Regions from separate parts of the Homo sapiens genome. Here regions 1, 2, 4, 5, 6 and 7 are each linked to region 3. Evidence: chromatin loops called from intact Hi-C (ENCODE). Cell type or tissue: mammary epithelial cell. All regions are shown on one strand. Region 1 overlaps AGK (acylglycerol kinase). Region 2 has its middle 44 kb from the start of PRSS58. Region 3 has its middle 2.6 kb from the start of TAS2R38. Region 4 has its middle 9.5 kb from the start of TAS2R3. Region 5 overlaps MGAM (maltase-glucoamylase). Region 6 overlaps MGAM2 (maltase-glucoamylase 2 (putative)). Region 7 overlaps MGAM2 (maltase-glucoamylase 2 (putative)).

Region 1 (4,000 bases), 320 kb after region 3:
ACATGAACGTGCGTGCTGCAATCCCTTCTCCAGTCCGAGAAATGTGGTTTGTGGTAGGAAGGAATGGTGGCCTACTCCATGAGCAGAGCCTGTGGGGGCTGAACCTGACTTCACTTACAGTGATGATGGAGGAGATTGGGGAGCTGCTACCTGTCCTTCTAGAAGCCACGGTCTGGACAAACTTTCTCCAGGTAATGGGAAACAAAGTTGGGAATAACTGCGCCACCCAGAAGAGCCAGGGCTGTGTACCCTTAATTACATCAGGAAACTTCTAGAATCCCACAGAGACCACCACCCTTTTACTTTACAAACTCTCTTATCAAAGTTCAGTTTAAAACTTTATGTACTTGATATATATTTGGTATATGTGTATATTCTAAACTTTTATTTCATTTTTAACCTCTTGGGGAGTTACAGTATGTATTTAGAACCGGTATAGAGTACATTGCTATCGGTGGCTCTGTAAATCAAATGGCCTGGATTCAAAGTCAGGTTCCTATTTTCTGTGCTATGTAACCATATATTATTACAGGCTGAGTATCCCTTATTCGAAATGCTTGGGACTTAGAAGTATTTTCAGATTTCAGATGTTTTAGGATTTTAGAATCTTTGCATTATAAATCCAAAATCCAAAATGTTCCACTGGGCACTTCCTTTAAGGATCATGGTGGCACTCAAAAACTTTCGGATTTTGGAGCATTTCAGATTTCGCCTTTTCAGATTAGGGATGCTCAACCTGTAGCTACTTCCTAGGGTTGTTGTGAGAACTGATGCATCAGTTACATATGTGAAGCACTGGCACTTAGGAAATATAACTGCATCCAGATATGTGCAAAACAGCTGTGAGGGAAAGGAAAAAAGCTTTATTTAAAACCCTATCTTAATAGAAAGCAACTACGGTTTTTTTTTTTTTTTTTTTTTTTTGAGACGGAGTCTTGCTCTGTCACCCAGGCTGGAGTGCAGAGTGGTGCGATCCCGGCTCACTGCAACCTCTGCCTCCCGGGTTCAAGCGATTCTCCTGCCTCAGCCTCCAGAGTAGCTGGGACTACAGGCACATGCCACCATGCCCAGCTAATTTTTGTATTTTTAGTAGAGATGGGATTTCACCACGTTGGCCAGGCTGGTCTCGAGCTCCTGACCTCAGGTGATCCACCTTCCTTGGCCTCCCAAAGTGCTGGGATTAATCTTTGCATTTGAGTGAAATTAATCTGTCAAAAAGTTTGTACTAAACAATCACCTGGGAAGGGTGGCCGACTTCCCAATGCAGATTCCTGGGCCCCATCCCCAAATTGGGTTATTAGGATCTCCTCCAGATAGCTCAGCATTCCAGCTTTGGCTGACAAGCCTCACTCAGCTGACTCTCTTTTAGTTGCACTATTAAACGTCTTCCATGCAGGCTTTATAGGGAAGGACAAGGCAAAGAACAAAGCAGTCAACAATAAGGAAACCAAGCCCTCACAGGAAAGAAAGCCTGAATCAAGAAAACAAAGTTTGAAACAAGGCATATTTATATTTAAAAATGAATAAGATTCTAAAGTGGCTTCCATATCCTTCCCTAATTATATGTACCATTATGATTAGAACCACAAAATGAGCACACATAAACACACACTGGTAGCCTATCAGAAAAGAAAGCCAGATTCTGCACTGGTCCTTGATATTGTTACAGAACCACGATATGCTAAATGCTCTCAGCTCAGGTGAAAACTTTTGTTTTCATATACTACAGCATCCTTCCTCCCTACCTGTGGGTGGTATGGGATGAGTGATCTTTATGCTGATGTTTGGAACCGTCTGTTATGTTTTTGCCAAAAGCAGAAATTTTACCACCCTGAAGAATACAGTATGAAATAAGAAAGCCTTCCTTTTTGTGATCTTCATTCATGGACTTTTCATAGCTGTTCTGTAATCTACTAAAGCATTGGTCTCTCTCCATGGGATGTGTGGGCATGGTGTATGTATCTTAAAAGGGATCTGCCTGAGAGAGAGCCTGTAGCTAAGGCCTGCCAGCTCTGCTTCCTCCCCTTCCCCCTCGCAATCCTCCCTCATTGATCTATCTTCCTGTGGTGCACTGCCCCCTAGAGTGTAAGAACCTCAGGGCCACTGAACAAAGGAAAATGTCAGCGATAGTAAAAGTAAATGGTGCTAATGACTGGCTGGCAAAGCCATGGTAAATCAGGTGGATTTCAGTTCTCTGCTTTCAACAGACTAAAGGAGAATCTAATCAAGTTGTTTGTTAGTTGATAGATCATCATTAATAATTCTTGATGATAGAGCACTGTGATCTTTGTCAAAATGCCAAAGGAATCCAAAGAACTGTAAAAACATTGTTAACGTAATTCTATTCCATCGAATTTATGTGCTTACATCTATACAGAAACAAGGAATACAGCTGAGGTTGAACCCCATCTCAGCTGTAAATCACATTCATGTATTCTTGGATAAATGAACTAATTAGGATAAAGAACATTCTAATAAAAAAACTTTTAATCATCCAAGAATTAATACCGTTTTCATTATATACCAATAATTAATTACGATAATATTGGTTCTGGACTGAGATAACAAACAAACACTTAAAGCAAGAGCTAAAAAAAAAATTTCCATTTATATTTTTTGTTGACAAGAAGTAATGGGGTGAATGATTAAAAGATGTCGGGCATAATAGATTACATTATGATAGGATTCTTGGCTGAAAAGTGGTATGGAAATACAGAAGGAGAAAAGCCAATTTGAAATGTTTAACTACTAAAGAACTAGCTCATTTATTTTTATAAATGAATGAAGGGTGTCAAATTGTTGTGATATTTAAATTGTACTGGATATGTTTAAAATAGTGATGTAACAGTTTTTATTTTAAAATACCAATATTTACACGACACCAGCAAATACATACTTTGTCAACTATTTAACTTCCCATGAAAAATTTTAGATACCAACTTAGATAAAATTTTAGATATCAACTTAGATGGGTGAGGGTATACATGATTTTTCAAAATACTTTTGGGGGCACATGAGCAGAATACTTTGTGGACTACTGCTTTAAAACACGATTTCTCCAAGTACAGTTGAGGGACAACTTACAGAATCACCTGGGAAGGGCAGATGACTTTTTAAAAATGCATATTCCTGGGCCCCATCCCCAAATTTGGGTTATTAGGTTTGGGGTAGACCCCAAATAAGTTTTCAACATGTACCCCAGGTGGCTCTCATGCAAACCATTTAGGAAGCACTACTTAAAAAAATAAATAAAAACTAGCATTTTCCGGTATTGTAGCCGTGGCTGAAGAGGGAAACAACCTCACATATGTTTCTGGACTGAGGTTAGAACTGAAATAAAAGCTAAACAGGAGCCGGAGCTCACAAAATAGCAGCACCTGTGGAGGAGCCTAGACATAGGAAAAGGTCACCAGGGCAGGAATGCACTTTCCTGGAATTCCTAGCACGGTCAAAGAAGAGAAATGGAAGGGCCTAGGCAGGCTAAGCCCACCGTGGGCTCTCCACTGTGGTTGCACTTTGGAAGAAAACAGAAGAAAGTCCTTTTCCGTCTTGAACCAGCCTGAGGAAAGTCCGTGTTTAGGAGGGCCAACCGTCACACCAAAATAAAACATGCGCTAATGGAAGCCGATTGCAAAGCAGGTGACAGAGCACACTTTGGGAAGCACTGCTGGAGTGGGGGCAGAGGGGTACTTGCCATGAAAATGCCCTGGGGACCCTCTGACGACACTGTTGGGATGGCTGAGGCACCTGTTCCCTTTTGGTCCCACCGGTGGCCTAAAGTGTGGTCTCAGAGTGCTTGTCTTCTGCTGCTCACTGGGTGGGGCTTGTGAGCATCTGTTCTCTCTTCCTAGGATCACAGAAGAACTGCAGCTTCCTGGGGAGCAGTTTCACCTCCACAGGCATCGCTTCATACTCCTCACTGTCAATGCTAAAAGAGCCCCCTGCTCCCTGGGGAGAAGAGAATATTCAGAACAGCTCAAACACATCAGTGGCCTACTGG
Region 2 (4,000 bases), 330 kb before region 3:
TAACTGTCTCCCATCCTGAGAATGCTCTGCCCTTCCTCTGAGTTCCCTTAATCTCAGTAGAGTCACAGCTCCTCCTTGTGGTAAAAGGTCAAACGTGTCAAGACTCTGTCCCATGGTGGACCAAAGGCAGAAGGGTAATAGAACTCTTAGAAATAGAGATAATCTGGCCGGGAATGGAGGCTCATGCCTGTAATCCCAACACTTTGGGAGGCCGAGGCGGGCGAATCATGAGGTCAAGAGGCCAAGACTATCCTGGCCAACATGGTGAAACCCCATCTCTACTAAAAATACAAAAATTAGCTGGGTGTGGTGGTGCACGCCTGTAATCCCAGCTACTCCGGAGGCTGAGGCAGGAGAATCGCTTGAACCCCGGAGGCAGAGGTTACAGTGAGCTGAGATCGCCCCACTGCACTCCAGCCTGGGTGACAGAGTGAGAATCTGTCTCAAAAAGAAAAAAAAAAAGGGAAGGCAGAGAGGTTCACTCCTTCCTTTCTTCAAGATACTTCTACCTAAAATAAAAACATAAAACATTGCACCTCACCTTTAATAAATATAGAAACTGGCTTTCAGAGTTAATAGACTGATTTTTTGCAGAACAACACTCCCACCAAAAACAACTAGAAAAACTTAACAAAATATAAAAATAAACGTTTGAAGGCACTTGGAGCTACTGAGGCAGTAAGAACTTAAGGGATTGGGATCTCAACGAGAAAGGAGAGATCTAACAGACCACTTTCGCCTTAAGTCATTTGCCAGTTTTATATCGTTGGCTAAGTAGCTGAGAAGAAAAGGGAAGACTGAGAGTGTAGCAGGCTTTGAGGAGCATCCACCACCTTTCTGGTCTGGAGAACATTTACGTTCAGTGACTACTGAATAGGAGAGGAGCCTGGCAAAGACCCCAGTCCTTGGTGCTGGGGGTAGAAGCAGGGATTGACTGAAAATGAGCATGAAGGAACTTTCCGGGTGGGGAAAGATGAAATGTTTTAGAGCTGGATCATGGTGATTGTTGCACAACTCCACAAATTTATCAAAATTCATTGAATTGCATGCTTGCAATGGGCAAATATTATGTTATGTAATTTACAATTTGATTTAGCTGTTAAACTTCAGACATCTAGTTGGAACTTACATGGCTAAGAGCAAAGGCGAGCAGCCATCATGCAGGCTGAAGCTCAGGTCTGATCCAGCTCATTCATCAGCTCAATTAAGGTGATCCGCCCCTGCTACAATCCCAGCAGAAGCAAAAGTGAATCATTTGAGGAAGATGAAATCATTCAGAGCCTCAAATTATCTCTATAGTTTTTATATACAATATCCGGCATTCAAGTAAATTACTAGTTGTATGAGAAAACAAAATCACGTGCCCAGAAACTGAACAGAGAAAACAGACAAAAGAAATAGACCCAAACAGATTCAGATGTTAAAGTTATCAAAAAGTGGCTTTAAAATGACAGATGTTAATATAGTCAACAAAGTAAATGACAAAATATGCAATTTTAGCAAACAACTGGAAATTGTAGCAAGATTTAAATGGAAATTCCAGAACTGAAATATATAAAATACCTAAAATTTAGACTTCAATAGGTATGTTTAAAAGAGGAATAATTTCTTAAATGAAACTCAAGAAGTTAATCTGGCTGCTTCAGGTTAAGTTGAAAGTGACAAATTCATTCCTGCCTCTGCCTCTAGGTGTCTCTTGACTTTTGCTGCTGAATTCTGTTCCTGCACTGCCTTGCTTTATTCTGGCGATTCTCATGCTGGTCTAGAACTCTGTTGACCTTGAAATGGTGTGAAATATTAGACTCCATGTTTTCTACTCTCTTAACTTGTTATTTTGTGAGCTAGCATCATTAGCCCAAATGCATCACACCAGGTTCACAGGGTCATCAGATAGTTCTGCTCTTGACCACATGCTGAGCAAGAGTCATTGATAATTGAGTTCTTTGTACCAAGCCCCTTCTTCTGAAGATTTCTGTGAGCACCCTCTATATTCTCATGGAAATACCTGAACTCCCACTCAGGAATCATCTCGCCACCCTAGAAGTTAAAATATGTTTTCCTAAGCAACTAAAACAAAACAATTCTAATAAAGATGGCCAAATGGGAATGAGGAGAAGATATAAGTTACTTGGTTGTGTACAATTCTCTCATATTCAGAGCCCACCATCACACTCACACTCTGTAGTATCTGTAAACATTCTTCAAATCCTACAGTGTCTGGTCATTTCTGCCCAAGATACCTTTGGTAATTTAATTTCAGATATCTGTCTATTTGGAGACAGCTGCAAGAACAAACCCAACCAGAGACTTCCTTTTCTTAGGCAGGAAGTGGGAGCTGGCGGCTGGGAGGGAGGCAGCTCTGTGAGGGATTTTGCACAGGCTGGAGTTGTCTTTGCAAGGCTGTGGCTTCACTGCTGGCACAGAAGTACATGGCTGAGTCCTCCAGCTTTGTGGACCGGATCTTCAGAGTGAAATTTGATCCATCAGGCCTTTCAACTGAGAATTGATCATCGAATATTTCAGACTTCTCTGAGATTTCATTATTATAAAAGGAAACCAGAAACTCGACTTTCTGCCCCAAGATTTGTCTGTACCAATAGAAGTATAAGTGATTAGAGATGGGGACACAGCGCAAGATCACTTCCTGTCCCATCTGTGTGACCTGATGGCTGGGAGTCTGGGTGACTTCAGGTTCTGTGAGTCCTGTGAGAAAAGAAGAAGATTAAGAGAATGGTTTAGAATTGTCTTAGGTAAGTTCAAAGCAAGAATTTCCTAGAGTCTAAGCATCGACCTGCTTTCAAGAGACTAAAAATTGCCCAGCATACGAGCCAGGTATCCATGGCAGGATCACAGCAGGAATGAGGCCTTTCCTAGCTCAGGCATCTGGTCCTGTGGAGGAAAGGAGGGGCATTTTGAGCTCCCATGGCCCCACAGGCAAGGTCTGGCAGAATTACTGGTGTCTCTGGCAACACCCACCATCCCTGGAGCGCCCTCTATAGGAGAGAGGAGGGAGCCTTTGTGTTGTTGCAGAACCTGACAATGCAGGGCTGTGCTCAGCCCCTGGGATCTGATGGTGTGTGCAGGACTGAGGGCCATTAATTAATAAGAGCAATGCTGGAAAATATGGGGGTCAGCAAGGTAACCCTGAGTACAAAGTCTGGCTCAGAAATTCCAGGAGGTCTTGTTCTCTTATTACCTGCTGTGAGTAACAATTCAGGTACAACAGATTCCACGGCTGATAATGAATGCCAAGAAAACTTGGTATTAGGATTACAGAGATAGAAGGAAAAAGAATCAAGTGTGAATGTTTTAAATCCTGAGTGGAAGAGAGCAGCCAACAAGAAGTTGAAACTCTGCACATGCCCCAGGGAGAGGGAACTAGAGAACAGTGATCCAAACCCCATGGGGAAATACTGTCCTCAGGGTGAGGCAGTGATAGAGCCACCTGAGGAGGGGATTGGGTATTCTTTAGTTTTTCAAAAAAAAAAGAAAGAAAGAAAAAGAAAAGGACCTGCCGGGCGCGGTGGCTCACGCCTGTAATCCCAGCACTTTGGGAGCCCGAGGGGGGCAAATCAAGAAGTTAAGAGATTGAGACCATCCTGGCCAACATGGTGAAACCCTGTCTCTACTAAAAATACAAAAATTAGCCAGTCGTGGTGCTGGGCGCCTGTAGTTCCAGCTACCCGGGAGGCTGAGGCAGGAGAATCGCTTGAATCTGGAAGATGGAGGTGGAAGTGAGCCAAGATCGCGCCACTGCACTCCAGACAGTGAGACTCTGTCTCAAAAAAGAAAGAAGGAAAGAAAGAAACAAAGAAACAAAGAAAGAAAGAAAGAAAGAAAGAAAGAGAGAGAGAGAGAGAGAAAGAAAGGAGGGAGGGAGGGAGGAAGGGAGGGAAAGAAAAGAAAAAAAAAAAAAAGAAAGGAAAAGAAAAGAAAAGGTCTGACCATACATATTTGGAGCTGGGATGAGGGCTGAGATCCAGGGTCTAACTTGAGTCAA
Region 3 (4,000 bases):
ATCTTTACTGCTTGCAGCCAAAAGGGCTTACTTAATAAACTGTTCTTTGGATTCAGACTGAAATCCATCAGACTGGAACAGAGGACAAGCCCTCATAGCAAACACCATGTCCCCCGAACAAGAGCCTGCCTACACTTTGGTGCCTACAGTTTTGTTAATGAATGATTTCACTACCTAATTTTTTCTTCTCTTAGGATGAGTGCTGTCCTGAATGGCTACATAATGGGTTACAAAGACATTCAGCCTTTGATCTTCAGTGCAGAAAACATGTTAGAATCCCAGGAGGCCAGACTCGGTGGCTCACGCCTGTTATCCCAGCACTTTGGGAGGCTGAGTCGGGCAGATCGCTTGAGCTCAGGGGTTTGAGACCAGCCTGGGCAACATGGTGAAACCCTGTCTCTACAAAAAAAATACAAAAATTAGCTGGGCATAGAGGCATGCACCTGTAGTCCCAGATATTCTGGAGGCTGAGGTGGGAGGATGGCTTGAGCCCGTGAGGCAGAAATTGTAGTGAGCTGAGATCACACCACTGCACTCCAGCCTGGGCAACAGAGTGAGACCCTGTCTCATAAAAGGAAATAAATATAAAAAGAATCCGAAGAGTGAATTCACCTAGATTGAAGCAGGGCCAATATACCTATATTCATAAGAAAGCAAGGTTGGTCAAACCATTACTTTGGATTTAAAGTGAATGGCCAAATAAACCAACAAAAATCTAATTACTTGTCATATACAATAAGGAGTAAAAAAAAAGAACAATACATAATCCCTACTCTTGAAGAACTCAATATAATTGAGGATACCCATGTAAACAAATACTTTTTTTTTGAGGCGGAGTCTCACTCTGTCTCCCAGGCTGCAGTGCAGGGGGGCAATCTTGGCTTACTGCAAGCTCTTCCTCCCGGGTTCACACCATTCTCCTGCCTCAGCCTCCCAAGTAGCTGGGACTACAGGTGCCCACCACCACGCCCGGCTAATTTTTTTGTATTTTTAGTAGAGACAGGGTTTCACCATGTTAGCCAGGATGGTCTCAATCTCCTGACCTCGTGATTCGCCCACCTCGGCCTCCCAAAATGCTGGGATTACAGGCGTGAGCCACCGCGCCCAGCCACAAATACATATTTTAATACATATGGTAAGTGCTACAATAGTGCTGTGAACAAAGTATAATGGAAGCAAAGAAGATATAGGAAGCCTGTAGGAAGGGAGTAAAGGAAGACATCATCCCAGATCCACCTGAAAAATTCTGAAGAATTTCCTTTTATGCTCTAGGGCTCTAACTTATGAATAGCTATGTTAACCTGTTGCATACATCGACACGTTCTTTCAACGAGCCTAGCGAAATTTTCCCCATTCCTTTCCCTTACCAGAACAGTGGCCTCCTGAGATATAAACCTATCCAGACTCAATTTTTCTCTATCTCCTGGGAATGGAATGAGCTATCATCTTGAGGGAGTCCACAAGGGCAACTGCACTCCCCCTGCCCACGCAAAAAAAAAAGAAAAAAAGAGTAAGAAAAAAGCTCAGATAGGGCTGAGGTTGGGGAAAAAAAAAAATGTTACCAGGTGTCTTATCAAAGCAAGGGTATCTCCTCCAGCCCGTACTCTAGATTGGGAGTTAGGCTCAGAGGAAGAAACGCCAAAGGTGAAATCAGAATACCTGCGGTTGGAATCCCAGCTGCTCACTAGGTTACTTACCTTGGCCAAGATATTTAACTATTTAACTTTCCTGAAACCACTTTCTCATCAGTACAATGGAAATATCACTACATTCTTCGCAGGGCAACTGTGAGATTCAAGGAAATTCAGCCTATCATAACGCAGTAAGTGGAGTCTAAAATTTCAGTTGCGTGAGATACGGAACCCCATTATTGCTAGATTTAAACGGCTGAGGTGAGGATGCACTGCGAGCCTGCCAGGAATTCCAGGCCTCGCAGTGTTCTGGCGCCACCTGGTGGGAGCTGTTAAATAGCGATGGGGGAGGACTCGGTTGCTGGGGAGCTGGAGCTTCCTGGAAAAGCTGGAGTCCATTGCTTTGCCCGATTATTTGGGGAGATTGGAGGTGCAGAGACTCCTCCTAGGTCTGTTGTTTCCCACCTGTCTCGCTGTCCTAGGAATTCCGGCAGGGGGAGAACAGGAGATAGCCAATCACGGGGGAAGAATGGGAGATAGCCAATCACTAGTTACTTTATATTGTAATCACACGGTAGTGGAAGAAGTCGCCCTCCAGCCTCACCTGTGGCTACAAGCCAGCCACGCGGGCCTCCCCTCTCCCCGTGAAAGCACCGAGCTCCTTCCTGCCTCATCGACTTCCTGGGTGCCATTTCATCTGTTTTGAGTGCTGTTGATGATGGCCACTGCCAGTGTTTCCTATTGACACTACCCCAATTGTATGTTTCCTGTCCGTTGTCTCTCCCCCAACATTGTTTCTTTCAGTTCACTCCGCTATCTGAAGTCATCTAGTGGTGTTTTTCCTCTAAAGTAAGGTATGGCTTACTTTAAGCTTTATGGCTTTAAGGCTGTGCTCTTTCAGTTCCTCTAATACGCCTTTGTTTACCAGTGTGTCCTCAATGCCCATTACAACAGGTGGAATATATTTTGCTCTTAATAAACATATATTGGTATGTCCATTTCTCTAGTCATTGGAAACATCTAAGCAAGGTATTTTAAGGGAATGAGGTTTGATATTACTAATAATAGTGTTCTTCTGTCAAGCTAACAAAGACCAATTTTTAAAAATCAATCCAAAGAATGTAATTCCAATCTCCAAAAATAAATGGCAGCAAAAGTCGAAACACCAATTTATATAGGTTAAGAATTTTTAACATCTGTTTAGTTGCAAAATCCAGGGACTAAGATTTTTTTAATTACATCTGATAAAGATGTAGTCACTGACTTATATCACTACTAATAACAAATAAGGAGCTTTTGTGTTCCTACCACTGCTCTTACTGGCATTGCAGTTGACTTTACTGTTTTTAGCTTCCTGAGTAAACCATTTTTCAAAAAATAGCCAATAGCTAAGGACTATCTGCAAAGGAGATTACTTAGATAATCCCAAACACTGTGTGTACATAAGTCAAATGGAGGGGGTGTATCAATGAAGGTTTGTGTTACCTTTCTCTGAAAGAGCCCTTGATTATTGAAAAATTAAGATTGGATCTGGTGTTCCAAGAAATAACATAAAGAACTTTATTTTTTAATAAAAGATTATAATCTTGATATAAATGGTTCTAACTGTATAGTTATATATCTCTGCTTGTGCAGTAGAGCAAGTTTCTACCTAGACTTTTTAGGGAGGCAAACATCTTTTCTAAACACCTTTAGTGCAACACCGCCACCTGGTGTGGTGAAGACAAGGAGAAAATTAGCTTAAGTTGAAAGTGCAGAATTCTGTGTTTGACACTCTGTAAGCATGAATGACCCAAATGAAGTGGTCACAAACACAATTAATTAAATACAACTGCTACATCATGATGCACAAATAAGGACTACATAAATATCTGCGTATGAACAGTTCAGAATAAAACAAAAGTGAACATCTTTAGTAATCACTGACTTATGTCACTACTAATAATAAAAAAGGAGCTTTAGTCAAAAGAAAACATAAAAAATACAAAGAGAAAGTATCGAAAAACACCAATGGGGCAGCACCAATAACTCTTAAAGGATTTATCGGGGGAAATTCACTCATAAGTGGCAGTTGAACAATGAGAACACATGGACACAGGGAGGGGAACATCAAACACCAGGGCCTGTCAGGGGGTAGGGGGCAAGGGGAAGGAGACCATTAGGAGAAATACCTAATATAGATAACGGGTTGATGGGTGCAGCGAACCACCATGGCAGGTGTATGCCTATGTAACAAGCCTGCATGTTCTGCACATGTACCCCAGAACTTATACTAATTAAAAAATAAACATAATAATAATCCAAACCAGCTATGCCCCCTTTCCTCTCCCTTCATGACAGCGTGCTAGTCTTGTTCATGTTAATATTCT
Region 4 (4,000 bases), 220 kb after region 3:
TATTTCATCTTTATTGGCAAATTATTAGTATTCTAAAATTTCCTGAATCTTGTAATAAAAAGTAAGATTACATGATGTACATAATGATTCATGTGGAAAAATAAAAGGAAAATGTAGGACCTAAGGCTCTAAGGGAGGCACTGACAGAGGTTGTTAAGAGGATCCTCTTCTACCTTCCCCAAGAGTTCTGAAGAAGACTCTAAAAGGATAGATAAGAGGGGCAGAGAAAGATAGAATAGAACCACAGCTCCTGTGGCATCACCTGGAGATGAACGATTTCATCTCTAGTTATATTTCAGGTCCTTATTGCTGGTAAACTATGTTTCATCAATGCTAGTAATGAAACTGTCCAAAAACAAAAGATATGAAGAAGGTAGGTTAGTCTTAAAGATGTTTAGGTTAGACACTAACCACTGCTCAGCAACCCCCTTCAATTTGAACTGAAGCTTAGAATCCCATTGGGATGATTCATCTATCAATGCCCCATCCACAGGTGTGGAGGGGCAGGCCACCCCTTCACCTGGTGCCCAACGTGGGTGCTTTTCTCTAGGGTGAAGGTACGCTCGAGCGTGGTCATTGAGGACAAGTCAATGAGAGATTCCCAAGTACGTCTACAGTCAGCCTTGCGGTAAGCTTGCGCGCTTGGAAAAAGCCAGGGTAACAATGGGGCAAACTAAAAGTAAATATGCCTCTCATCTCAATTCTATTAAAATTCTTTAAAAAAAAAGGGGGGGAGTTAGAGTTTCTACAAAAAAATCTAATCACACTATTTCAAACAATAGAAAATTTTGCCCATGGTTTCTAGAACAGGGAACTTTATATCTAAAAGACTGGGAAAAAATTGGCAAAGAATTAAAACAAGCAAGTAGGGAGGGTAAAATCATCCCACTTACAGTATGGAATGACTGGGTCATTATTAAAGTAGCTTTAGAACCGTTTCAAACAGAAGAAGATAGTGTTTCAGTTTCTGATGCCCCTGAAAGCTGTTTAATAGATTGTAAAGAAGAGGCAGAGATAAAATCCCGGAAAGGAACGGAAAGTTTACATTGTGAGTATGTAGCAGAGCCGGTAATGGCTCAGTCAATGCAAAATGTTGACTATAATCAATTACAGGAGGTGATATATCCTGAAACGTTAAAATTAGAAGAAAAAGGTCCAGAATTAGCAGGGCCATCAGAGTCTAAACCACGAGGGCCAACTCCTCTTCCAGCAGTTCAGATGCCTGTAACATTACAACCTCAAATGCAGGTTAGGCAAGTACAAACCCCAAGAGAATATCAAATAGAGAAAGATAGAGTCTCTGTCACGGCAATGCCAATCCAAATACAGTATCCACAATATCAGCCGGTAGAAAATAAGACCCAACTGCCAGTAGCCTATCAATACTGGCTGCCAGCCGAACTTAAGTGTCGGCCACCCCCGGAAAATCAGTATGGACAGCCAGGAATGTTCCCAGCCCCACAGGACAGGGCGCCATACCCTCAGCCACCCACTATGAGACTTAATCCTACAGCACCACCTAGTGAGCAGGGTAGTGTATTACATAAAATTATTGATGAGGCAAGAAAACAAAGAGATATTGAGGCATGGCAATTCCCAGTAATATTAGAACCAATACCACCTGGAGAAGGGGCCCAAGAGGGAGAGCCTCCCCTAGCTGAGGCCAGATATGAGTCTTTTTCTATAAAAATGCTAAAAGATATGAAAGAGGGAGTAAAACAGTATGGACCCAACTCCCCTTATATGAGGACATTATTAGATTCCATTGCTCATGGACATAGACTCATTCCTTATGATTGGGAGGTTCTGGCCAAATTGTCTCTCTCACCCTCTCAATTTTAACAATTTAAGACTTGGTGGATTGATGGGGCACAACAACAGGTCGGTCTGAAGAAACAGGGCTGCCAATCCTCCAGTTAACATAGATGCAGATCAACTATTAGGAACAGGTCAAAATTGAAGCACTACTAGTCAACAAGTGTTAATGCAAAATGAGGCCATTGAGCAAGTTAGAGCTATCTGCCTTAGGGCCTCGGAAAAAATCCAAGACCCAGGAACCGCCTGCCCCTCATTCAATACAATAAGACAAGGCTCTAAAGAGCCCTACCCTGATTTTGTGGCAAGGCTCCAAGATGTTGCTCAAAAGTCAATTACCGATGAGAATGCTTGTAAGGTCATAGTGGAGTTGATGGCATATGAAAACGCCAATCCTGAGTGTCAATCAGCCATTAAGCCATTAAAAGGTAAGGTTCCCACAGAATCAAATGTAATCTGAGTATGTAAAAGCCTGTGATGGAGGAGGAGCTATGCATAAAGCTATGTTTATGGCTCAAGCAATAATGGGAGTTGCTTTAGGAAGACAAGTTAGAACATTTGGGGGGAAATGTTATAATTGTGGTCAAGTTGGTCATCTAAAAAAGAATTGCCCAGTCTCAAATAAACAAAATATAACTATTCAAGCTACTACAACAACAGATAAAGAGCCACCTGACTTATGTCCAAGATGTCGAAAAGGAAAACACTGGGCTGGTCAATGTCATTCTAAATTTGATAGAAATGGGCAACCATTGTTGGGAAATGAGAAGAGGGGCCCGCCTCAGGCCCCACAAAAAACTGGGGCATTCCCAATTCAGCCCTTTGCTCCTCAGGGATTTCAGGGACAACAACCCCCACTGTCCCAAGTGCCTCAGGGAATGAGCCAGTTACCACAATACAACAATTGTCCCCCACCACAAGTGGCAGTGCAGCAGTAGATTTATGTACTATACAAGCAGTCTCTCTGCTTCCAGGGGAACCCCCACAAAAAAACCCCACAGGGATATATGGCCCACTGCCTGAAGGGACTGTAGGACTAATCTTAGGAAGCTCAAGTCTAAATCTAAAGGGAGTTCAAATTCATAGTGGTATGGTTGATTCAGACTATAAAGGCGAAATTCAATTGGTTATTAGCTCTTCAATTCCTTGGAGTGCCAGTCCAGGAGACAGGATTGCTCAATTATTACTCCTGCCTTATATTATGGTTGGAAACAGATAAAAACAGGAGGGTTTGGAAGCACTGATCCGACAGGAAAGGCCGCATATTGGGCAAGTCAGGTCTCAGACAGCAGACCTGTGTGTAAGGCCATTATTCAAGGAAAACAGTTTGAAGGGTTAGTAGACACTAGAGCAGATGTCTCTATCATTGCTTTAAATCAGTGGCCAAAAAATTGGCCTAAACAAAAGGCTGTTACAGGACTTCTCGGCATAGGAACAGCCTCAGAAGTGCATCAAAGTACTATGATTTTACACTGTTTAGGGCCAGATAATCAAGAAAGTACTGTTCAGCCAATGATTACTTCAATTCCTGTTAATATGCGGGGTCGAGATTTATTACAACAATGGGGTGCGGAAATCACTATGCCCGCTCCATTATACAGCCCCACGAGTCAAAAAATCATGACTAAGATGGGATATATACCAGGAAAAGGACTAGGAAAAAATGAAAATGGCATTAAAGTCCCAATTGAGACTGAAAGAAATCAAGAAAGAAAAGGAATAGGGTATCCTTTTTAGGGGTGGCCACTGCAGAGCCTCCTAAACTTACCATTCCATTAAGTTGGAAAACAGAAAAACCCGTATTGGTAAATCAGTGGCCGCTACCAAAATAAAAACTGGAGGCTTTACATTTATTAGCAAATGAACAATTAGAAAAGGGACATATTGAGCCTTCATTCTCGCCTTGGAATTCTCCTGTGTTTGTAATTCAGAAAAGATCCAGCAGATGGCGTATGTTAACGGACTTAAGGGCCATAAATGCCGTAATTCAACCCATGCGACCTATCCAAACCGGGTTGCCCTCTCCGGCCATGATCCCAAACGCCGGGCCTTTAATTATAATTGATCTGAAGGACTACGTTTTTACCATTCCTCTGGCGGAGCAGGATTGTGAAAAATTTGCCTTTACTATACCAGCCATAAATAATAACCAGCCACCAGGTTTCAGTGGAAAGTGTTACCTCAG
Region 5 (4,000 bases), 54 kb before region 3:
AAAAGTTTCAATTTATATGATGACATGTTTCAACTTATACATTTTTCCATATATCGAAATATAACTGTAAATACATATACATATAAATACATATAAACATATATGTGGAGAGAAAAGGAGAGAGAGAGCACATAAAGGTCTAGAAAGATGCATTCCAACGTATCGATAATAAATGTCTTTAGTTGCTATAATTTAAGAGGATTTTTGCTTTTATCTTTTTAACTCTCTGTATTGTTTGAATTTTCTACAGTTCTCTTAGAAAAAGAAAAAGTTTCAACTCTGGAGCTCCCTAAATTTTGCTAACCCTCAGTTAGGTTACTTTCTTTCATCTGACATCATATGAGACATTTTTCTTTACCACAGGCATAGTTTGTTCATGCACCTGAGTACTTTGGCTCTGATCAATTTGTTCAACATGTCCAAAAGGAAGAGTCTTCAACTAGCAATTGAACAATTTGTATACTTTGCAACAATGTAAGGAGTACATGACCTATTCTGACTTCAGCTCATTCCTTCGTAAAAAAAAAAAAAAAAAAAAAGAGCTAGACTTGGGAAAAAAAATTCTGAGTTTCCTTTCAGCTCTAACATTTTGATTTTTATTCTAAGCTATGTGTTTTAGCAAGATTATTTAAATAGTAAGAGAGTGAATATTGAGAGTGATTGTTATACTTCCTTTCTTCTCCTCCTCCTCTCCCTATGCTCTGTGACTCAAAGATACAGATACAGATATACACAATTTGAATATTTGTCACCTAATAATCCAAGTGTAAACAACTCACAATCCAGATTCCATCAAACTCTACTTGATTGTGAAAAAGCTCAAATTCCTTTGTCCACCAAACAGCACAGTTGGGATTGGTATAATCAGGAAACACAGTTTGTCCAGGCCAGACCTTCAGGAGAAAAAGAAAAACACTGGTAAGAGTAAATTAAACAAATATAGACTAAAGGAAAGTACTTTGCAAAGAAATTCCTAATATGATCACAGCAACCGAGGTACCCAGGAACATATCCTTTTTAGTTAAGAAGGTGCGGTGCTCACAATACTTAAAATAAATGCCAGGGTCACTCGAAGAAATATGCATTTAAAAAAATGTTTAAGTCCTTAATGAATAAATTCGTGGATAAAGGCATTGTCTAACTTAGTCATCTTTAACTCTCTACACTTCTTTGTTCTTAATTCTGGGAATAGTAAATGGGGGAAGAGCATTGTGTAAATTTCAGCTAGTCCACTATAAGCTGTGGATTCTAACATCATTTACTTTTCTCTCTTTCTTTCCTATCCAATTTCCCCCAGACACTATACTCTGAAAAGGTCATCAGAGGCCTTAGAAGTGAACAAGCAGATAACACCTTCCTGAAAAAACAAGGACAAACAAACATTTGAGAAAGAAGTGGGTACACTTGTCAAATAATGCAGGAAAATTGAGTAAGAAGAGGTATGAAACAGTTCCGCTGGACTTACCAGTGAGAAAGTAACGGGTGCTTTTTGCCAGAGCGGTATCAGGGAAGTGAGGGGGGAAGGAAGGAGACCACAGTCAGCTGCAGAGTGTGTGGGAGGTGAGAAAGTGGACACTCAGTGTGTGAGCTGTTGTTTAAAGGGACTTACTTGGCTGTGAAGGGAATCAAAAAGCTACGATGGCCGGCTTGCACTTGGGCATGAAAGGGCAGAGGAGAATTTATCCCCAGCATATATAAATATACTGAAAATGTACAATAAAACAATTACATGCACACACACACACACACACACAGACACATTCAAACACCCCTATGCAGCCCCTCCACCAGCCTCCAGCCTTCCCATTAAGTTACCTCCCCAATGAGTGGAGTCACTCCATCTGAACTATTCACCCATATCTTCATATCTGAACCCCTGTCATATGGGCCATAGGGTTTACTTGAGGAAGAGTTGTTGGAGATGGCTGGATCCTAAAAATAGGAAGAATACAATGAACAAACTAGCTGGAAACCGGAGGCACTGAAAGGAGACTGGGAACTGGGGGAGAAAGCAGGAGAGATGGGTGTATGATACGGAGGAGCAAATACCTAATTTGGTGGAAAGAGGGCAGTACATACCACAATGATGACAAGCTTCTGTCCATTATTGTGTAACTCGTTGACAAATTCAGGGAAGCCTTTAAAATCCACTGAATCATAAGTGAAGTCCCTTCTCTCATCCATATAATCAATATCAGCATGCTGAACATCCTGAAAGAATATACAAAGTCCACAATTAGCACCTAGGAATTTCCATAGTAAAATGAAATCAAATTTTCACTGTTATTATTCAGGATAAACAACTCTGTTCTGGGCTCTAAATAGAGTTCTTAATCAGTTCCTGGCATCTGAGTACTTCTTTTCCAATGTTGATTTCAAAAACACACGACTGGTTGGTTCCCTAGGGCTTGGCCCCCTCCCTGCCATCAGGTTAACTGCATCATCCAATCCTTGCCTGGCACTCTGGCATTAAAAACCAATCAAGCAAGCAACACCAATTATGACAAACCCCTAAGACAATCAGACATATCCACCTAAGAAATGACCTAAATTTCACCCTATTCACAAGATAAAGAAGGGAAGAGACTGTCTCTCTCCCACATCTCCCTCATTTTACTACCCCACATTTTATTTTGTTACTTCGCTTCTACCCCACATCTTTGTTGTTTATGCTATCCCAATTTTACCTGTATAAACAGTGAAGCCCAGAATAAAATGTACCCTTCTCTACAACCTAGGTTTGTCTCCAATGGAATAGAGTGGGGGAGAGAAGAGGATTATTCTAGAAGACTACTGAGCTTTTCCCTTTGCATCTCTTGTTAAATTTCACTCCCAATAGTATCCAATATCATAGGTACATTCAAACTTAGCCATTCAAAGTACAAAAATGTTTTATTACATGTCCATACTATATCCTTTCATTCACTTAAATGTGACAGATTTTGACATGTATACTGAACTCAGGTAATAGTGTTCAATTCCCTGTCTAAACACTCCCTCTCACATCTCACACCACTAGGCAGCAGTAACAGTCCAATTCTTTCATTTCCTGGATCACTTAAAAAGGAAATGTCTATCTATAAGTAAGGAAAATGGCATAAAAAAAGAGATGACCTCTATGATGTTAGAGATCTGGGCTTGAAAACTAGTTCCCCTAGTTTTCTAATATTAAATGGGATTTCTAATCTTAAATGGAGTCCTTTTTTTTCCCTCAAGACTGAGTCTAGCTCTGTTGCCCAGGCTGGAATACAGTGGCACGATCTCAGCTCACTGCAACCTCCACCTCCAGGGTTCAAGTGATTCTCATGTCTCAGCTTCCCGAATAGCTGGGATTACAGGCACCTGCCACCATGCCCAGCTAATTTTTTTGTTGTTGTTGTATTTTTAGTAGAGACGGGGTTTCACTGTGTTGGCCAGGCTGGTCTCGAACTCCTGACCTCGTGATCTGCCTGCCTTGGCTTCCCAAGTGCTGGGATTACAAGTGTGAGCCACTGTGCCCAGCCAATGGAATTCTAATAGTAAAATGGAGTTGCTGAGATAACTAAAGAAGGCATGTAGCACACTGCCTGCCACGAGAGTTCACCACGTTGTAGCACTCATTATTATGGTGGCTGTGTTAATTGTCCTTTGGCTCAGTCCTGCTTTTACCACTTTTTCTGTTATCCCTCCCCCAACCCACCCCCACATGCATAAAGACACGTCATGCTGGAGAATGAGTAGTGGGACTCGCAGCCAAATTGAGAGTGAATTCATCCACCCAAACGTCTTTATCTGCCCTGACTTTCTGCTTCCCCCATCTCCTCAGTGTTCCTAGGCTTTTTGAATCTCAATTCCATTAAGCACTTTCTTTTACACATCATATTTATGGACTATCTTTCCGTCAAATTACAAAATGTCTACTGAAGCTCAGCTTCAATGGCAAAATGACCACTCTAAAGAGAAAGGCAAATTTTGCTTATTCCCAATTTAATAGTAATCAAAATATCAATGTAAAAACACA
Region 6 (4,000 bases), 180 kb before region 3:
TGTGAGCCACCGTGCCCAGCCTTTTTGTACTTTTCAAATTTAAACTGACATATGTGGCTCTCCTTATAATTTTATTGAATAGAGCTAGTTTAATCAAAAGGACATACGTGCTTAAACCTAGCTTCCTGGGTTATCTGAGTGTTCTTACCTATGTAAGTCTTCCAGGACACAGCTTCATGAAGAGCACCCACCCACCTGCTCCCAGCCACCTGCTTAAGACATTTAGAAATAGTTCATCTCTCTCTAGATCACAAGTGGCCAGAAAAGCCCAGGGATAAAATACTTTGAAGGTTTGACTGTTAATCCTTCCTGGGTTAAAGACAAAGTCAAGAATTGGAGCTAAAATTATCATTAGGAAGTTATTCTAATGAACCTATTAAGAGCTAAACCACTCAATTGGAAATATTTCAACTTAAGATTACTTTATTAAAAGAAAGGACATCTCACCCTACTTGCTTCTGCTACCATCATAAACACCTCCTTAGGGGGGACTTTGAACCCACTTCCATGTACTTGCCCATCGAAAATACTATTTTGGGTAGACGAGCCTAAAGGTGGAATGAGTCATGAGAAGTAGTTGGCAAGTCCTCCAAACTCTTCATAGAAAGGTAGAATGTTGTAACAAGGGGAAAGAAATGTTGAGATCACTGGCCTAAGCCTCTTTAAATTCTTTCTCCTTGTTCCTCCATACCTATGAGGGATTTCCCTTGTATTAACTGAAATAAAATACCAACAAATTCCAATTGTCCTATCCTATATAGGATAGAACAGAAGTCATGGCAGCACCATAGAAACTTTAACAAATCTTCTCACTTTGTTGGTGAGTTTCCAAGAATAAAATCTTTCAGTATATACATATCCCTTCCAATGCACCCTCACCTTGATTGATACCCTGCTTTTTAAGGCTATGATACAAGACTTTTTTATCCTTCTGCTGCAGTTAGTGCCAACCTGTAGTACTATTTTCCTCAAATCCCCTTTAAGAGCCAGTAGATTAGCTAATCCAAAAAGTTTCCATCACTTCTTTTGGTGACCTTACCCTGAACCCAGGCCCATTGTGATTCCTTGGTAGTGGATAAAATGCTCCAAGCTGCATCCACCTTCTGCAGAGCTCCTCTGTGACATTGTTGTTATAACCACAGATGTTGGCACCTACCTGGAGAATTAGCACACATACAAGCACTGTGGTCAATGAGAGGCGAAAGCATGTAGTGAAGATTTATATGATAAGGGAAAAGAGAACCTCTTTGTCACATCATCCCATGCTTAAGGAGATCCCAGAGTCACAGGGCACACTCCCAGCCAAAGGAGAGAAACAAGATAGAATCCATCACGGACTTACTGATAGTGCAAACAATGGTCCTTGTGTTGAGGCTGTTCCTTAATATTCAGTTCCCAATTTCATACTTTCTTATTTACTAATGCTCTCTTGATGGAATTTTCCTGTGATACTAATACATTTTATTCATGCTGTCTCCTTCCTATCTTCAGAGATTCCATGGATGACAACTCAGTGATAAAGTACTACCATTCTATCTTCAGAAGGCAGCTCACGTAACACATAAAAATTGATCTTTCCAATACATATCACCTTGGAACATGATCCTTGGTTTTTCAGATAATCTCTAAGACTGCTAATTAAAAGAATGTCAACAGACAAAGGGTTAAAGTTCCCTGGTTGGAAATAAGGCTCACCATGGGGATGCCAAACAGGTTGAACTCAAGGATAGTGGGGATAGACCATCGGAGGTCATCCCATGTGGCCGCATTGTCCCCCAGCCAATGAGCAGCAAATTTGCCAGATCCAGCAAAAGTAGAACGGGATAAGATGAAGCTCCTATTATTCATGAAGATGGTCTCCAGGGCTCTGGAAAGGAATACATCCAGTGGAGTGTGAGGTGGGCTGTGAATGTCTAGGACTCACCTTACAATAAGAGCAGCAATGGACTTTCTAACCAAACTGAGAAAACAACATGAGGGTGTCATAAACCAGGTGTCATAAACTTAGTACTATCTAAGAGCTTCTTTCCCATTTTGGGGTAAGATTTCAGATCTCATATAAGACAGTACAAACCTCTATATTCTAGCCCCCATAGCAATTTCTCTAGGCTTCCGTTCCCCGATTTTGTTTTCTCTGTCTAGTTGGATCTGGTTGTGGTCTGGTCCTTTTGGTCAACAGTATATTGGAACCATGATTTGAGTTCCTTGTCCCATCTTTTTTCTAATGTCCTTTGGTTCCATGAATTTCTGCCATGCATAATCCTGTACAGCACAGCACCTGCTCCGATGGGAGCTCTGCACCCTCTGCTGGACTAAGAGGAGAGTTCATGCACCAGCTGGTACACCTCTGAAACTTCAGAACTTATCCCTGGCTTCCTCTGAAACTTCAGACTTATTCTTAGCAATTCTCAATGTTAGCAAATTTTAATCTATGCAAAATAAGAGTCATTGAAATGAGTAAGTCTCAAAAGATCGCATCTGATACTTTCTATAAAGTTAAAAACAACTAACATAGAAAATATTATTTTCATTGTATTATAAATAAAATATTACATGTTACGTAAAACAATATAGAAATGAAAGCAGGCCGGGCGCGGTGGCTCACGCCTATAATCCCAGCACTTTGGGAGGCTGAGGCGGGTGGATCACGAGGTCAGGAGATCGAGACCAACCTGGCCAACATGGTGAAACCCCATCTCTACTAAAAATACAGAAGTTAGCTGGACATGGTGGTGTGCGCCTGTAGCTCCAGCTACTCATACTCAGAAGACTGAGGCAGCAGAATCGTTTGAACCCAAGAGGCAGAGGTTGCAGTGAGCCAAGATCGTGCCACTGCACTCCAGCCTGGGCGACAGAGCAAGGCTCTGTCTCAGACAAAAAAAAAAAAAAAAAGGAATAAAAGCAAAGAAATTAAAAGCACAGAATTCAGAATGGTAATTACTTCAGGGGCACAGATGAACATACAGTGGGGTGACCTATGGTTGGATGTGGGCTGTTTGCCTAGCTTTTATTCTGGACACCTTTTGAATAGGCATTTTATTGAAATGACTCTCCTCTTTTCTTTTTTCCCCCCTGTGGTAAAAAGCCCACATCTTCCATTAGAATTATAAAATTGAACAATAATACAATTAAAGGACAGTAAGACCTGAGCCACGCCACAGTTTCTGCCAGCTCTTCGCAGGCAAGCTCTTCTTTCCCGCTTTCTAATACATGGTCTGAGACAAGTGTATCTTTTCCTAAAACCTCTCTCTGCAAGTCTTTATCACCAGGCACCAGGCAATTCCTCAATACACTATCACAGTCACCAAGGCCTCCTCACTTCATTTTCCTGGGAAGTTTGGAGAGTCTATAAATACTGAATGGCTTATAATGGCAAAAGGGAGAAAATTTTGAAACGGAAAACTGCTTTAAGAAAGTAAAGGGCTTCATTCTGACAATTTACTGTCAAAAATAGGGGTAGGTTGGAGGAGAGGACTCACTCAACTCCTATCCCCACTTCTACTTTAATGTAGACTGGCCGACACTTTGCTTTTATTACCACTGGCTGCAGGTTTATTATACTCTGCAGTAATCAATCATGAAAGAAACACATTCAGCTTACACAGAGTGAAACCAAAACAGGGTTGAAGATATCTGTGGTTCCAGTTTATTTAGAGGCAGGCTGGTACTGTGGTAAAACAGATTAGATAACTGCTGGGTTTTTTTTTTTTTTTAAACATCTTAAAGGAACAGTCTTACTCAGAGGCTTTGTATTTTCTGTCTTTTAGTTTTCTCTTTTCTATCCCCCAGGTCTGGCCAATTTATAATCAGGTTGTGATCACTGAAAGACTCTAGTCTCCTTCGGCTTTCAGCCTAGAGGTGGGGATAATTTTATTCCTGGTTGGCCCACTGTCCCCAGACTATACTTCCATTTAAGGTTGAGCCAAATATTTATCAGACCAATTACTTTAGTTCTTCTGATGTCCAGATCCCATTGAATGAAAATGTTATCCATTTTTTG
Region 7 (4,000 bases), 210 kb before region 3:
TCACTGCAGCCTCAAACTCCTAGGCTCAAGAGATCCTCCTACCTTAGCCTCTCGAGTAGCTGGGACTACAGGCATGCACCATTCTGCCTGGCTAGTTTGTTTGTTTTTTGTAGAGACAGGGTCTCATTATGTTGCCCAAGCTGCCCTCGGACTCCTGGACTCAAGCAATCCTCCCACTTCGGCCTCCCAAAGTACTGAGATTACAGGTGTGAGCCACCACGCCTGGCCACAACTCAATAATAATTAAAAAAAATGATTCTATCAAAAATGAGCAAAGGATTTGAATAGATATTTGAATATATACAAATAGCCAATAGCATATGAAAACATGCTCAATAACATTAGTATTAGTGAAATAAAGTGAAAACAACAATTAGATATCACTTTACCCCCATTAGAATGTCTATAATTTAAAAAGATGAATACCACCGAGTGTTGGCAAGGATGTGGAGGAACTGCAACTCTTATACATTTTATCATACATGCAGGTAAGAATGTAAAATGGTAGGCTGGGTGCGATGGCTCATGCCTATAATCCCAGCACTTTGGGAGGCCGAGGCAGGTGGATCACCTGGGGTCAGGAGCTCGAGACCAGCCTGGCCAACATGGCGAAACCCGTCTCTACTAAAAAATACAAAAAAATTAGCCAGGCATGGTGACTTATGCCTGTAATCCCAGCTACTCGGGAGTCTGAGGCTGGAGAATCACCTGAACCCAGGAGGAGGAGGTTGCAGTGAGCCGAGATTGCACCACTGCACTCCAGCCTGGGCGACAGAGCCAGACTCCATCAAAAAAAAAAAAAAAAAAAAAAAAGTAAAATGGTACAGCCTTTTTAGAAAACAGCTTGATATTTCTTCAAAATATTAAAAATACAGTTCCTATATGACACAGAAGTTCCACTCTTAGATACATATTCAAAACAAAGAAAACATGTCTACTCCAAATCTTGCACATAAATATTCACATAATCACTACTCATAATAGCCAAAAAAAAAATGGAAACAATTTAGATGTTCACTCATTGGTAGATAGGCAAGCAAAATATGGTGTATCTATATAATGAAATTTTATTAGTCAAAAGAAATCAAGTACTGATACATGCTACAACATAGATAATCATTGAAAACATTATGCCAAGTGAAAGTACCCATATACAAAAGAGCACATATTGTGTGATTCCATTTTATGAAATGTCCAGAATAGGCAATCCACATAGACAGAAAATAGATGAGTAATGGCTAGGGCTCAGGAGGTAGGAACAAGGTAGAAATGATTGCTAATGGGCAAAGGTTTTCCTTTTCGAGTTCTGAAAATGTTCGAAAATTTAATTTTTGTGATAGTTGCACAACTCTATGAATATACTAAACATTACCTAATTGCTCACTTTAAATAGGTGAATTTAGTAACCCACTTGATAAATGCGCTCAGAGGTGGTTGCTTGGGCAACCGTGCCTGAAATTTTGACTTTAACCCATTTAACTCGGATCACGTAGATACATGCACAATGCAAATATGAAATGGCAAAAGGAATGATGTGGAAAATTATCTTTGCTGCTGTGACAAAAAGACACTCACTCGTATGTGGGTCTGGTCTGGGACCACCCGTACAGGTTGTGCACGTTGTAGTGCTCCACGGGGGAGCTGTCCGGCAGGATCTGCTGACTCTCCATGCACAGAGTCTTGCTGCTCAGGCCCTTGTCCCTAGATTCCAAATCTGAGGGGAAATGTTGAGTTATTTCCTAAACAACATGATTTGCACATTCACTAGAAATGCCCATCATTTTGGCATTTCTTTACTTCAATCAACAACTTTGTTACCAGTAACAGACCCAATTTTATGAGGTTTTAGTCTATAGAAAACAATGTTCTGTGTCTTTATAACTAATGAAGGGTAAGGATAAAATATGGAGCTGGGAAAAGCAGCTCCCCTTCTTTTTGCACCAACTCTGATTTAATTTATAGAGTGTTGTCATAGCCCTTTTGCCAACATAATAAACTCCTTCATTGTTAGGACTGTTTCTTCCACTAGATGGTAATGTTCTCCAGGGAATAAATCTATTTCAATCATTTTTGTATTTGTGTCTCTAAATCTTTCTGATTTGACAGCATTTGCTTGATACATAAGTACAGATGATCCTTAACTTACAATGTGATTATATCCCCATGAACCCATCACAAGTTGAAAATACTGTAACTTGAAAATGCATTGAATGGACCTAACCTACCTTAAATGTGCTCAGACACTTACATTAGCCTAAGTTGGGCAAAATTATCTAATACAAGGCCTATTTTAAAACAAAGTGTTGAATATCTCTTGTAACTTATTGAACACTATAGTGAAAGTGAAAAATAGAATGGTTATTTGGGCTCTCAAAGTTCGGTTTCTACTGAATGCATGTCACTTTCTTACCATTGTAAGGTTGAAAATCATAAGTCAGACCATTGCAAGTCAAACACCCCCTGCATTAAATTAATGAAGGAGAAAATGAATGAATGAGTGAGTGAGTGAGAAATGGGCAGCATAACAGTGATGTAGACATCAAGAAACTTGAATTCTAGATTCTGTCCCATAGATTACTGGTATAATGCCTTTTGTTGTTGTTGTTTTTCTGGTTTTTGGTGTTTGTTTGTTTTTTTTTATGGGTCTCACTATGTTGCCCAGGCTGGTCTCAAGACTCAAACTCCTGGTCTTAAACAATCCTCCCACCTCAGCCGTGGTACAGTACTTTTAGAAGTGAGTCATTTCCTTCCTTGTTTCTCTGCAACACGAGAAGATTCAACTTTCTGAGATCCTTTTGATACCAACATTCTATTTTTGTTTGTACCACAGAATGACCAAAAAGTATCCTTCATCAAATGTCTGTTTACATGGGCAGAGAGACTTCAGAAACTAGGTTTTAATTCTTTAATCAAAAGAACATCTCTCCACGTGTGTGTGTGTGTGTGTGTGTGTGTGTGTGTGTGTGTGTGTTTAAGGGTTTATTTAAAATTTTAGCAATCTGTTCATAGTTATCAATGGAATCAAATGTACCATGCATCGTTTGGTTTCTTTCACACCACATCATGTCATTATTTCTTGCTTGATTAGTTTAGCTGCACTTATTCAAGGTTATCTTACTTGGGATTTCATGTCATGTTGGAGAATGGTTTCTGTCTTCAACATTAGGCTTCACTTTGACAGTAAAAGGAAAACTTTTGGAGTCTTTGAGTAGGAAAGTAAGTTGATGAAGTAATTATTTTACATACATGGCATATAGGGTGGGTTATTTAGCATTTCATTGCTGCAGCCCCTGACAGATCCATCCACAAAATTTGATGGCTCATTCATATCCTGAAATGAGTTAACAAAAAAAGATCTCGTCATGTCAGGGGCAGGATGGCCTTGGCTATAGAGGACACTAACTCAGGGAGATGACTTTTGAAGCCCTCAGCTCAGCTGGTGGTTTAGTTCACTGTGTTTAATTCCTGGCACTGACCCAAATGGACTCTAAAAATGTGTAGTGTAATCCCTGGCATTGACCCAAATGGACTCTAAAAATTTATATCGGCCAAAGTGGAGTGCTAAACTCCTTGCTTACCTGGCATTTTAAAACTTACAAGGATTGTTTTACAGTGGCAAAAATAGTGAGGTAATGCTGGACACAGGACCTAAGGAAATCTCTTGATACAACTCCCCTTGATACAACTCCCCAACAGAGGTAGCCCATCTTGTTTTACTACGCATGGATTATTCACTTTTTAGTCTATGGCCAGAGGTTACTATTATCTTCCTCTATTTTTTCTTAGTCCAGTTGCTTGGACTAATTCTGATATTGGCATAGGCCAAACACAAGGAGAGTTATCTCACTTTCTGCTATAAATATATTTCTAAAAAGTTATATGTAACTCAGAAACAAGTTTGGAAATAAAAACATACTTTGGGGAATTTGTTACTTAAATGCAAGGAGTAGGGGCTCCTAAGGGAATGTTCACTGTGCACTCTGACAATGGAAAAGTTAAA

What was found. Hi-C counts contacts between places; a loop is a spot of excess contacts. Peaks named below come from ENCODE experiments on the same cell type or tissue, not always from the same donor. Only the 100,000 strongest peaks of a DNase experiment are listed, where the experiment ranks them.
Region 1: it touches region 3 in a loop (6-fold over the local background); 5 of 110 quality-filtered maps call a loop at or near these places.
Region 2: a loop joins it to region 3, with 18 times the contacts of the local background. A loop is called at or near these places in 23 of 110 quality-filtered maps.
Region 4: a loop joins it to region 3, with 14 times the contacts of the local background. A loop is called at or near these places in 3 of 110 quality-filtered maps.
Region 5: it touches region 3 in a loop (11-fold over the local background); 9 of 110 quality-filtered maps call a loop at or near these places.
Region 6: it touches region 3 in a loop (9-fold over the local background); 4 of 110 quality-filtered maps call a loop at or near these places.
Region 7: a loop joins it to region 3, with 13 times the contacts of the local background. A loop is called at or near these places in 65 of 110 quality-filtered maps.

What each region holds. Positions count from the first base shown.
Region 1 is chr7:141,652,735-141,656,734 of GRCh38, reverse strand. AGK (acylglycerol kinase) reads right to left here. Exons shown (of 16, transcript NM_018238.4): 16 at 1,491-3,948. The coding sequence ends at 3,811. DENND11 (DENN domain containing 11) reads left to right here. Exons shown (of 9, transcript NM_001080392.2): 9 at 1-7. Among named protein-coding and RNA genes, the nearest start is that of DENND11, 47 kb to the left of the region's middle. In mammary epithelial cell, a CTCF peak has its summit at 2,079 (motif pointing left); a DNase peak (open chromatin) is centred at 2,064.
Region 2 is chr7:142,299,838-142,303,837 of GRCh38, reverse strand. It overlaps TRB and TRBV2. Among named protein-coding and RNA genes, the nearest start is that of PRSS58, 44 kb to the right of the region's middle. In mammary epithelial cell, CTCF peaks have their summits at 83 (motif pointing left), 1,697 and 3,002 (motif pointing left); no DNase peak of the experiment used is centred here.
Region 3 is chr7:141,974,375-141,978,374 of GRCh38, reverse strand. No RefSeq gene overlaps it. Among named protein-coding and RNA genes, the nearest start is that of TAS2R38, 2.6 kb to the right of the region's middle. In mammary epithelial cell, CTCF peaks have their summits at 1,949 (motif pointing left) and 3,336 (motif pointing left); a DNase peak (open chromatin) is centred at 1,944; H3K4me3 peaks cover 377 bases; H3K27ac peaks cover 980 bases.
Region 4 is chr7:141,752,624-141,756,623 of GRCh38, reverse strand. No RefSeq gene overlaps it. Among named protein-coding and RNA genes, the nearest start is that of TAS2R3, 9.5 kb to the left of the region's middle. In mammary epithelial cell, CTCF peaks have their summits at 1,515 (motif pointing left) and 3,771; no DNase peak of the experiment used is centred here.
Region 5 is chr7:142,028,573-142,032,572 of GRCh38, reverse strand. MGAM (maltase-glucoamylase) reads right to left here. Exons shown (of 71, transcript NM_001365693.1): 11 at 2,080-2,211; 12 at 1,816-1,932; 13 at 780-893. Among named protein-coding and RNA genes, the nearest start is that of MGAM, 35 kb to the right of the region's middle. In mammary epithelial cell, CTCF peaks have their summits at 2,057 and 3,020; a DNase peak (open chromatin) is centred at 2,062; H3K4me3 peaks cover 391 bases; H3K27ac peaks cover 593 bases.
Region 6 is chr7:142,151,885-142,155,884 of GRCh38, reverse strand. MGAM2 (maltase-glucoamylase 2 (putative)) reads right to left here. Exons shown (of 48, transcript NM_001293626.2): 16 at 1,696-1,867; 17 at 1,040-1,156. Among named protein-coding and RNA genes, the nearest start is that of MGAM2, 42 kb to the right of the region's middle. In mammary epithelial cell, a CTCF peak has its summit at 2,309 (motif pointing left); no DNase peak of the experiment used is centred here.
Region 7 is chr7:142,187,081-142,191,080 of GRCh38, reverse strand. MGAM2 (maltase-glucoamylase 2 (putative)) reads right to left here. Exons shown (of 48, transcript NM_001293626.2): 36 at 3,247-3,331; 37 at 1,576-1,714. Among named protein-coding and RNA genes, the nearest start is that of PRSS58, 69 kb to the left of the region's middle. In mammary epithelial cell, a CTCF peak has its summit at 2,033 (motif pointing right); no DNase peak of the experiment used is centred here.